Regions from separate parts of the Homo sapiens genome. Here region 2 is linked to region 1. Evidence: chromatin contacts called from ENCODE Hi-C or POLR2A ChIA-PET data. All regions are on one chromosome and are shown on one strand. The core of a region is the stretch at or near the end of the contact, and the rest is flanking DNA. Distances in the headings are between cores, read along the strand shown. Region 1 has its middle 190 kb from the start of TSPAN5. Region 2 overlaps TSPAN5 (tetraspanin 5).

Evidence for each region. Hi-C counts contacts between places; a loop is a spot of excess contacts on that map. ChIA-PET counts read pairs that join two places held with the same protein, here RNA polymerase II (POLR2A). Pooled maps may share reads with other maps.
Region 2: a pooled map shows a loop between it and region 1 (2.2-fold over the local background). The contact joins two enhancer-like sites. A Hi-C loop is called at or near these places in 1 of 168 maps with a recorded cell type or tissue (endothelial cell of umbilical vein) and 3 of 50 pooled maps. POLR2A ChIA-PET finds 5 or more read pairs at or near these places in 3 of 52 experiments (AG04450, H1 and activated CD4-positive, alpha-beta T cell).

Annotation. Positions count from the first base shown.
Region 1 is chr4:98,465,177-98,470,357 of GRCh38, reverse strand. No RefSeq gene overlaps it. Among named protein-coding and RNA genes, the nearest start is that of TSPAN5, 190 kb to the left of the region's middle. Within about 2 kb of position 2,622, at least 11 of the 41 ENCODE cell types and tissues checked have a DNase peak (open chromatin) inside an H3K27ac peak, as active enhancers do.
Region 2 is chr4:98,514,634-98,519,814 of GRCh38, reverse strand. All of the region lies in intron 1 of TSPAN5 (tetraspanin 5), which reads left to right. Among named protein-coding and RNA genes, the nearest start is that of TSPAN5, 140 kb to the left of the region's middle. RefSeq lists an enhancer at 888-967. Within about 2 kb of position 2,199, at least 6 of the 41 ENCODE cell types and tissues checked have a DNase peak (open chromatin) inside an H3K27ac peak, as active enhancers do.

The DNA of each region.
Region 1 (5,181 bases), core at 1,373-3,872:
TCTTTCTTCATTACTTCTTTCTTGAAATTGTGAAATTTTCGAATCCAGTGGTTCTCAAACTTTAGCAGGTGTCAGAATCACTGGGAGGACTTGTTAAAACACATGAATGCATTTGCTCCGTGCCCATAATTTCTAACTTAGTAGGTCTGGGGTGGGGCTGGAGAATTTGTATTCTGATAAGATCGTAGGTGATGCTGTTTGCGGCTTGTTTGGGGACTACACTTTGAGAAGCATTGTTCTGATCCAGTTTTCTAGGAGGGGAAACAGAAAGGTAAGATTTTGTAGTTGGGAAGGGAAAGGTTCCTTTGTACTTAAAAATGCTGACTGACAAGACACAGAGGCCAGAGCCTCGTATGTAGGAAATCCCTGCCCATGAGGTCATCTGCTGGTTACAATCACTTGGGGACCATGTGAAATACAGATTCCCCAGACCTTACCCCTAGCAGTTCTGGAGTGGGAGACAGGGTAATCTATGTTTTAAAAGCTCCCTTGAAAATTTAATGCCTGGTGGGATTTATGACTTATGGGCTTAGATAAATGTTGATAATATTCACAACCTTTTATATAAGAAAATAATTTCTCACAGTCCCTTGGAGCTGGAATCTTAAAAACCCATTAGAGAAACGTCAGCTTAAATGTCTTTCATTGTGAATTATCACTGCAGAAGAAGACTTCCGTCGTTAGAACTGATTAAATACTTTTTTCAAAGATCAAATGAAAACAAATTTTAAGGTTCATATAGCACACTTAGATCCTGACAACATAGTGTCAGACTTGTTCAAGAAACGTTTTGCCTCATATCTCAGATATTTGAAACAACGTTATTTTGATTTTAAGGAAATTTATCAGTGATGATTGGAGATGGCCAATCCCTGCTTCTTGAGTTTTCTTATTGTCTACATTGGCCCTCTTTGCTTGTTGCAAACTATAAGCCAACAAAGGAAAAAAAAATGACAGCTCAGAAGTAAAAGGATGCTTTGTCTATAAAACTCAAAAACTTGGAGGAAGTTTCTTCAATGTGTAGAAGGTAGACTTTAGGGGAAGCTTATTAAATTTCTCTTTATTTCTGTTGTTGGGCTGGTTACCACTAACATCATTGCTCCTATAATTTAAAAATATACAGTTTTTAAATGTGAACTCAGGAATTTAAAAATATTTTGCATCATGAAGTACTTAAAGAAGTGCATTTCCTTTGTTCTTCCTCTTCCTTCTCCCAGGGAGTAATAAACCTGGACTTTTCTTTCAGCCTTCTTCCTGCCACAGGTCCCAGTTGTCCTTTCCTCAAGGGGATCCTCAAAGTGTCTCTTGGAGGTTTCTTGTGCAAAGTGATCATTCATTTCCCCGTGTTTGTGTGGGCAGGAATGGAGTGATTTTGCAGTTTCGTCTGTTTCCGGCTGGCTTGGACAGGCGCCCTGGGAAGCCTGTGGGCTGAACAATGAGGAGCTGGAGCCCAGTGACCTGGCAGGCCACCCCAACTCCCTTTGTCATTTATTCCACGAAGCCCTCCTTCTCTAGGGAAATCCTGTTTAGACCTCCAATGAAGAACTGGGAAGCCCTCTATAAACGCTGGCCAGCAGGGTTTCATGGCCAGAGCTCTCTCCAGTGAGGCCATGGGGCTGCTTCTAGGTGCTGCCCAATTCCAGAGTGAGAAGCCTAGTCTTTGAGGAGGAAAATGCAGCATTTGCCTGAAAAATACATTAACATTGGCTTTATCATGATGACACAATAAAATCCATAGAAAATCTACACATGATAACAGACAAGGCAGTCAGATGGGGGTGGGGGGGTGGGTGGGGGCAGGGAGCACGGCGGAGAAGCCAAACTCTGAACTTGGAGCAAAGCCATCCTTACACTCACCCGAGCCTTTTTGTTTGGAGGGGTTTGCCACAAAGAGTTTATAAAATTACAGTTTTAGGCCAGACAAGGTGGCTGGCTCACACCTGTAATCCCAGCACTTTGGGAGGCCAAAACAGGATGATTGCTTGAGGACAGGAATTCAAGATTAGCCTGGGCAACATAGCAAGACCCCGTGTCTTAAAAAAATGAAAAAAAAAATTTTTTTTAATTAGCTGGACCTGGCGTCATGCACCTGTACTCCCAGCGACTCTGGAGGCTGGGGCAGGAGGACAGCTTGAGCCCAGGAGTGAAGTATGATCGCACCACTGCACTCCATCCTGGTTGGCAGAGGAAGACCCTGTCTCTAACTTAATAAAATTACAGTTTTTAGGACTTCTTGAGGGATTAAGTACAGCTTGCTTTGGCGTTTTCATGCTGAGTGGTTCTCTTGTAAACTTGCCGCTGGTGAGAGGAGGCTGATTTAGTCCCTTCCTGTTATCCATTAGCCGGGGCTAAACCTCTGGGGACCCGCACTGGCCATTGTGATTTATTTTTCCACTTCTAGGAATTCCCAAGTAAAGTAAATCTAAGGGAAGAGCAGGCGAGTTCACGGGCTTTCACTGTAAATATGCCCCGAAAGGAAAGCAGTAGCAGGCTTCCCACGCTCTTGCCCCATACCGAACGCACGCTTGCATTCTCCGTGGGGGAAAGCTACTTTTCAGATACGGAGCGGACCTTCAGGTGCTGTGTCAGCTCTTGCATTTGCAGAGCAACTCGTTTGAACGGGAACGTTTTAATGGCCTGCCCTCTAGTGTCGACTGCGTAAAACCACTCCGGACTGGAGTTGGAATAGTTCAGGGATAAAAACACTGTATGTTCAGAGGCGCTTGTGCTTTGGAGAAACTTGAAGGTACACAGCTTATGTTGCCTGCTTAGGGCGGGTAGGTGTTTTATTTCCTTTACACGCTCCTGAAAATGGCAAGGCTTGTTTTGGAAAGATGAGAGAACAGGACGTTTTGCTCCCATCACCATCTATCCTGCTTGGGATCTTGCTGCTGGGAGTTTATCGCGGCAGGATGGAGCTGGGCCTTGTCCTCCCACCAGTTTTCAAATGTGGTTTCTAGACGACGATGGTGACTGCCTAAAGCTGCTCATCTTCCAGGCAGAGGCACTGTCCTAAAGGTGTCCTCAATGGGGCTGGGAGGACAATGCTCTGCACCCTCCCTCCCAGGGAACACCACCCTCCATTGGAACTTCAGAGGTTTTTGTGACAAAAGGCCCCAGGACCCTGGTTTGCACTTCAATTCCTCTTCAAAATGAGCAACTCTCCAGAAACAAGGAATAGAACATCTTTATATTTCTTCTAAAACCACCAGTGTGTTACTTCTACACACTGTACTTAGAAATACACACATATATGCATACATACCACCAGTGTGAATCACCTGGATTTTGCTTTGGTCTTGTCAGAAGCGTTTGAACCAGAACAACTCCATTGTGAATAGGACCTGGGTAAAATGAGGCTGAAACCTACTGGGCTATGTTCCCAGATGGCTAGGCATTCTAAGTCACAGGATAAGATAGAAGGTTGGCACAAGACACAGGTCATAGACACCTTGCTGATAAAACAGGTTGCAGTAAAGAAGCCCACAAAAACCAAGATGGCGATGAGAGTGACCTCTGGTCGTCCTCACTGTTACACTCCCACCAACGCCATGACAGTTTACAAATGCCATGGCAATGTCAGGAAGTTACCCTACATGGTCTAGAAAGGCGAGACATGACTAATCCACCCCTCGTTTAGCACATCATCAAAAAATGACCATAAAAATGGGCAATTGGCAACCCTGAGAACTCCTCTGTCTATGGAGTAGCCATTCTTTTATTCCTTTTTTTTGTTAATAAATTTGCTTTCACTTTATAGACTCACCCTGAGGATGGCTTGAGCCCAGGAGTTTGAGACCAGCCTGGGCAACATAGTGAGACCGTCTCCCTACAAAAAATTTTTCTAATTGGTGGACATGGTGACACAAGCCTATAATTCCAGCTATGTTGGAGGCTGAGGTGGGAGGATTGCTTGAGCCTAGGAGATGGAGGCTGCAGTGAGCCATGATTGCACTGCTGCATTCCAGCCTGAGCAACAGAGCAAGATCCTGACTCAAACAAAAAAAATACGTAAAAAAGAAAACAATCAGCTGGGTGTGGTGGCTCACACCTGTAATCCCAGCACTTTGGGAGGCCTAGGCAGGCAGATCATGAGGTCAGGAGATCAAGACCATCCTGGTAACACAGTGAAACCCCGTCTCTACTAAAAATACAAAAAATTAGCCGGGTGTGGTGGCGGGCACCTGTAGTCCCAGCTACTCTGGAGGCTGAGGCAGGAGAATGGTGTGAACCCAGGAGGGAGAGCTTGCAGTGAGCCAAGATCACGCCACTGCACTCTAGCCTGGGAGACAGACTGAGACTCCAACTCAAAAAAACAAAAAAAGAAAACAATCAACATTTTGTGGGACATTTTAAACATAGAGAATGATTTATTATGATTAAGTCATAGTCTGCATTCTGTATTTATTTGAAGTAAATTATCTTAAATTCAAGTTGTTAGAGTGACTCAAGTTTTATAAAGAAAATAGCCATATTTCCACACTTGTGCTGTCTTTAGTCTTGTTACTTTGCAACTGAATCAGGCCCACTAGTTCTCTGGCTACCTGTTGCAGGCTGGGTACTAGGGGTGAATATATCATCTATCCCTTGAAATAACAGGTCACATTTATTGACTAGAAGTTTACTGTGTTCCAGGCAGGTGTTATAAGCACGCTGCATAAGTTCCTGAGGAAATGTAAACTGATGGAGGGGAAAACCCCACATGTGGAAAATTTCCAATTCATCAAGAGCTAAACTGACATCTCTCAAAATGGTGCCTGGTTGAGATACAGGAAGAACACAGGGGTTAATGGAAGATGGTCTCAAGAAGGAAGAGAGGTTTGGTCTGGGCCCCTGGGGAATGTGGAAGGGGCCATAATAAAGCCTATGCTGCTGGGGAGGTTGGGAAGGGCCCAGAACCTCCAGACGAAAGAGTGGGGAAAAGCTCAGATAAGCAGCAAGGTCCAGTATAGAGAGTCTTGGAATTGTGGCCCAGTACTTGGCATATACCAGGCACTTGAAAGTTTGCTGAATGACAGCAGTGGTAATTGAGGTGATCAGTAACTACCTCATCCACAATGAAGGTGTGTTAGTCTGTTCTCACGCTGCTAATAAAGACATACCCAAGACTGGGTAATTTATAAAGGAAAGAGTTTTAATGGACTCACAGCTTCACATGGCTAAGGAGAACTCACAATCATG
Region 2 (5,181 bases), core at 950-3,449, 50 kb before region 1:
AGTTTGACTCTAGAGCCAACTGCTGTCCAGCCCCCAGATTTCCTTGTGCAAGAGTCAGAATCTTTCCACATCAGTGTCTGACATCTGTCTTGGTAATAACGCCTAAAACTGAAATCTAAAACTGATATTTCTCTCCAAATATTCTCCACTTCTAGTATTCCTAACTTTGTAAATGACACCAAAAGCCTGCCAAGTTGTTTAAGCTAAAAACTGGGACGTTTTCTTAGACTGCACTCTTTTCTTCACCTCCCAGGACATTCCCCTTCATCCATTCATTTTTTTCCTTGCCTTTCCTCTTGTTTTTCCTTTCCTTTCCTTTCTAACAGACTCACTGTCTCACTCAGGCTAGAATGCAGTGACGTGATCATACCTCAATGTAACCTTGAACTCCTGGGCTCAAGCGATCCTCCCACTCAGCCTCCCAAGTAGCTGTGACCACAGACACATACCACCATGCCCGGCTAATCTTTTTAATTTTATTTTCATATTTATTTTTTATATTCACTGTGTTGCCCAGGCTGGTCTCAAACTCCTGGACTCAAGCAATCCTCCCACATTGGCCTCCCAAAGTGCTGGGACTACAGACTGAGCCATTGCACCTGGACCTAAAGGCCCATAATTTTAACCTTGTACCCTGCTGCTTCCTGCCACTGAGTCCATAGAGTCTCTGCCTTTTCATCTGCTGTCTCCATCTTGCTGCGGCTGCCTCTTCCTTTTTCAGCTGATGTCATTCTCACCAAATTAGTAGCCTCCCAATTTGTCTTGCTACCTGCAGTCTCATCTCTCTTCAATTCATTCTTTGTACTGTGCTGGAAAGATGTTTCTGAAATGCAAATCTGATAACTTGTTTTGCTTAAAATCCTTGGTTGGCTTCCCATGGCTTGCTGGTCCCTTGGTACCCATAACACATACAGCTATGCTGATCAGGCCTTAACCCTTCTAGCCCAGAGGTTCTCAAACTTCAACACATGTCACAATTACCTGCAGGGCTTGTTAAGAAGACAGAACTTGCTGGGCCCTGCCCCCAGAGTTTCTGATGTAGTAGGTCTCGAGCTGCCTCAGAATTTGCATTTCTGACAAGTTCCCTGGTGCTACCACTGGTGCGGGACCATAGCCTGCCTAGTGCCTTGTCTGGCTCTCTCTGCTCCAGCCCTGGAACCACTTGCAGGTTCCTGAAGGGAGATGCTGTTTCAGGCTTTGATCCTTTTGGATAAGCTGTTGCCTCTACAGGAGATAGTCTTTCTATCGCCGTCTCTTTAAAATACAGTTCAAGTGTCACTTCCTAGGAAGCTTCCTCTGACCCCTGCAGTGATCTCATAGTTTCTGTGGCAACCCATGTGCATCTCTGGGAATGCTCCATTTCTGTAATTGAGTTGTCATTTTATTTATGTATCTCCCACCCACTCCCACCAGACCATTAGCTCTTTAAGAAAAGATATCATTCATTTTCTTTTTCACCCTTCTATCCCTGGCACCTAGCATGGTGGCTGGTATATACTGAAGATATTCATTAAATAAGTTGAATGATATAATCCTACTTTTACCTTAAAGAATAATTCTATTTTGGTTTTTATTTGCATTAACCTTTATCATACCTTGTTTTTAAATGTCAGGATAGACTGGGTGTGGTGTGGCTCACGCCTGTAATCCCAGCACTTTTGGAGGCTAAAGGGGGGAGGATCACTTGAGCCTAGGAAAAGTTAAAAAAAAAAAAAAAAAAGTCAAGATGTTTCAACATAAAAACAGTGTGCATCTGACAGTATTAAACTTTCGAAGCTACCATTAGAGAGAGCTTATAACTCAGCTGTCTAATGCAAACCGCAGTTTATTCCTACAAAGGCTGATGTTTGTCTATAGATAACTTACTTCTCATGCCTCTGATTTGAAGTGCTTGAGTTATTCCTCAGTCTTTCTCAGCCTTCAGAACATTTCTCTGGTATGTTTTTCAGCCTTGGATTTATCTAATCAGGGAGTTACAGATGGAATAGTGCAAGCCTTTCTTTTACTGAGACAAGCAAAGATTAGTGGGCTGTAAACTTGCAGCCTCCATGTTTCCATCCAAAAGAGGATGGCTCATCCCTCACTTTCCCTTTTACGTGCCTGCATTGCTTGGGTAATTTCCAAGAAGAGTATCAGTTTGATTGCTTGCACAGCCCTCCCTTCTCTCCCCTCCCCATCTCAGATGACTAGTCCTTGCCAAAATGTCAAGTTCCAAACCCTAACAAAAGAGTTTGCAAACAAGACTGTCCCTGGATTGTAGACATTTCTTCAAGGGGTGCCTGGCCTTCTCCTGGTGTAGTGCAAGTTCAAAGGCAAAGAGCCCTTTCATCCTCTGGGAAAACAGAGAACACAGTTCCAAAAATGCTTGGATACCTCCAAATAGACCTCCTCCCCTGCCTCACCCCTTTCCCAGGCTCTGCTATGTGGTGTTTTTCAGGAACCATTCTGTGGATTTTAGCCATATCATTCTGCTTCCATAGTTCAACAAGCAAGCAGCAGACAGCTCTTTCCTGCAAGTGGATGTGTGGCTGAATTATATATTCCTTACACAGCAAGTAACAACATCTTGCCCAGTAGTTCAGAACAACTGGTATCTCCATTCAATTATTTGGAAAGAAATTTCCCTCTGCCAGAGCATGATTAGTCTCTGAGCACCATCAGTCTCATGCCTGTTTTGCATATCTTGTAGCTTACTGTAAGCTTGTCACAGGATTAAAGCATGAAAGCAATTGATCTGGTCTCTTATTTATGTCTTAGGACCAGTCTTAATCTGTTTTGTGGTGTTGCTACAATAGAATACCCGAGACTGGGTGATTTATAAAGAAGAGACATTTACTTAGCTCATGGTTCTGCAGGCTGGGAAGTTCAAGGGCATGGCCCTGGTTTCTGGCAAGGGCTTCCATGCTGCATCATAACATGGTGAGATGCACAAAGGGGAGACAGACACGTGCAAAGAGGGATCAAACAGGAGAAGGAATCTCACTTAATGCCAACCAACTCTTGTGGGAAATAATTCATTCCCAGAGAACTAATCCAGTCTCAGGAGAGCAAGAACTCACTACTGTTAATACAAGTGTTCAGTTACCTCTAGAACAGCTGCAAGCCATTCATGAGAGCTCTGCCCCCATGACCCAAACACCTCCCACTAAGCCCCACCTTCTGACACCACCACATTGGGGATCAAATTTCAACATTCATTTTGGTGAGGGCAGACAAACCGTGCTCAAACCATAGCAGAATGCTTTTGGCTGCATGTAACAGAATGCCCCCAAAGTAGCTTTAGCTAAGATGAGAGGCGCTTACTTAAAATAGGAGCCCAGGGGATTGCATGGAACCCAGCATAAGGAGTGCAACCACAGGTCCCGGGATAAGAAGCTGGAAGCAGTCAGGAACATAAGCTACTCTGGGTCTCTTTTCTACTTTCTATATCTACATAATATCCCCCAGTCTATTCTAGCATGAGGGAGACTAGGCTGAGAAAAATCACTTTGTCCAATACCAGACTCTTGGGAAATGGGAGACTCTGGCCCAGCCTGGTATTCAGTGGAACAGCTCTTCCTGAGTCATATGTCTGACCCTAGTGACTCATCTGTCCAGAGAGTGGGAGAAGGCCCATCCTCCACAAATATGCGTACAGGAGCCCCTGTTGGGGCAGGGCCAGTTTTCAGAAAGGGGGATGTAGATGGAGGAGCTAACTCGATTAATATTGGTTATCATTTGTATCCCACGTTCTTCTGAAAGGATTCTGTAAAAAAATAGGCACAATGAAACCAAACCCATTCACACAGGATATCATGCAAAAACCAGGAGCAATAAGGTTACGGAGAGGAAAGATGCATCTAGAAGCCCTGATGGAGAGAAACTTCTTTAATGCAGAAATTAAATTAATCAAAATTAGTGGATTTAAAAGTTCTGGGGCTAGTCATCCAGAATTCATGAACTAGGTTGCTAAGAAAAGCAATGGAAAAGATGTGAAATTAAGTACCATATGAGTATCTGACTAGAGTGTGTTAGTTTGTTTTAAATGCATGGGATACTGTATACATTTTTTCCTGGAATGACCCTCAAGCTGAAATTGAGGAGAGAAGATAAATGGGAGGCCGGATGCTGCCACTTCCTGTGAGCACATGCTCTCTGGTTAGGACAGGCCCCATCACTGATCTCTGTTATCTAATCCCAGGTCACATCACTCCTCCATAATCCTCTGTGTTTGGGTGTGTGTGTGTGTAAATGTCAAATAAGGGCACATGCAGCAAGTGATACAGAAGTTCAGGAGAGGGAGAGAGAGAGAGAGAGAGAGAGCCTCTGATCACTGTGAACTAGTATATTTTCTTGTATTTGGAGGAGGCAGGACGTGAAGCTGCATTTCATTTTGACCAGTTGTAGATGGCAGGGTTGGAGGGGCAGGTTGAGAAATGTGTCAGGAGGGGGGCAGGAACTGATATTAATGACAATACTTGCCAAGCACTCAGTGCTCACGTGGTCACATCAACACACACAATTGCTTTGTGCAGTTCTGAGGTGCCCTTCTTATCTGCATGTGACAGGTAAGGACACCAGAGCTCTAAGAAGTCAAGAAACCCTCCAGTGATTCTTTGTCTCAGGAGAAACCAGAGTCCTCACCACAGCCTGCAAAGCCCAACACAACCTGGCTCCTATCATCCTCTGTGCTGTGTCTTGCAGCCACTTGGTGGCTGTGCCTCCAGACTTTCCCTGGAATGCTGTTCCCCCGACACCTGCCATTCACTCCTTCACCTCTTTTGTGTTTTTGCTTATATGTCACTTTCTTAGTGAAGACCTCTGTTATTTGCTCTGCTTTCATATTGCAGTGCCTCCTCTGTCTTCTGCCACATGACAAGCCCGTGACACTGATCTCTTTCCACAGCACTTCCCATTTTAAAAAATTCCCTGCATCTACTCACTTATGTTTCTTTATATTGCCTTTCTCTTCCTGCACACTTCAACTAGAATGTAAACCCCACAAGACCAGTCACTTTGTTTTGTTTCCCAGTTTATCCAAAGCCCCTAGATGACCTCCTTGCTCATGGTAGGTGCTCAATAAATATTTGCCAAATGAATGAAGACCCTTTCCCAAGATCATGAAACTACGTAGCACTGGAGTCAGGGTTCAGCAGGCAGAGTGCACTCGGGCCACACTGAAAGGAGGCCATCAGGATGAAG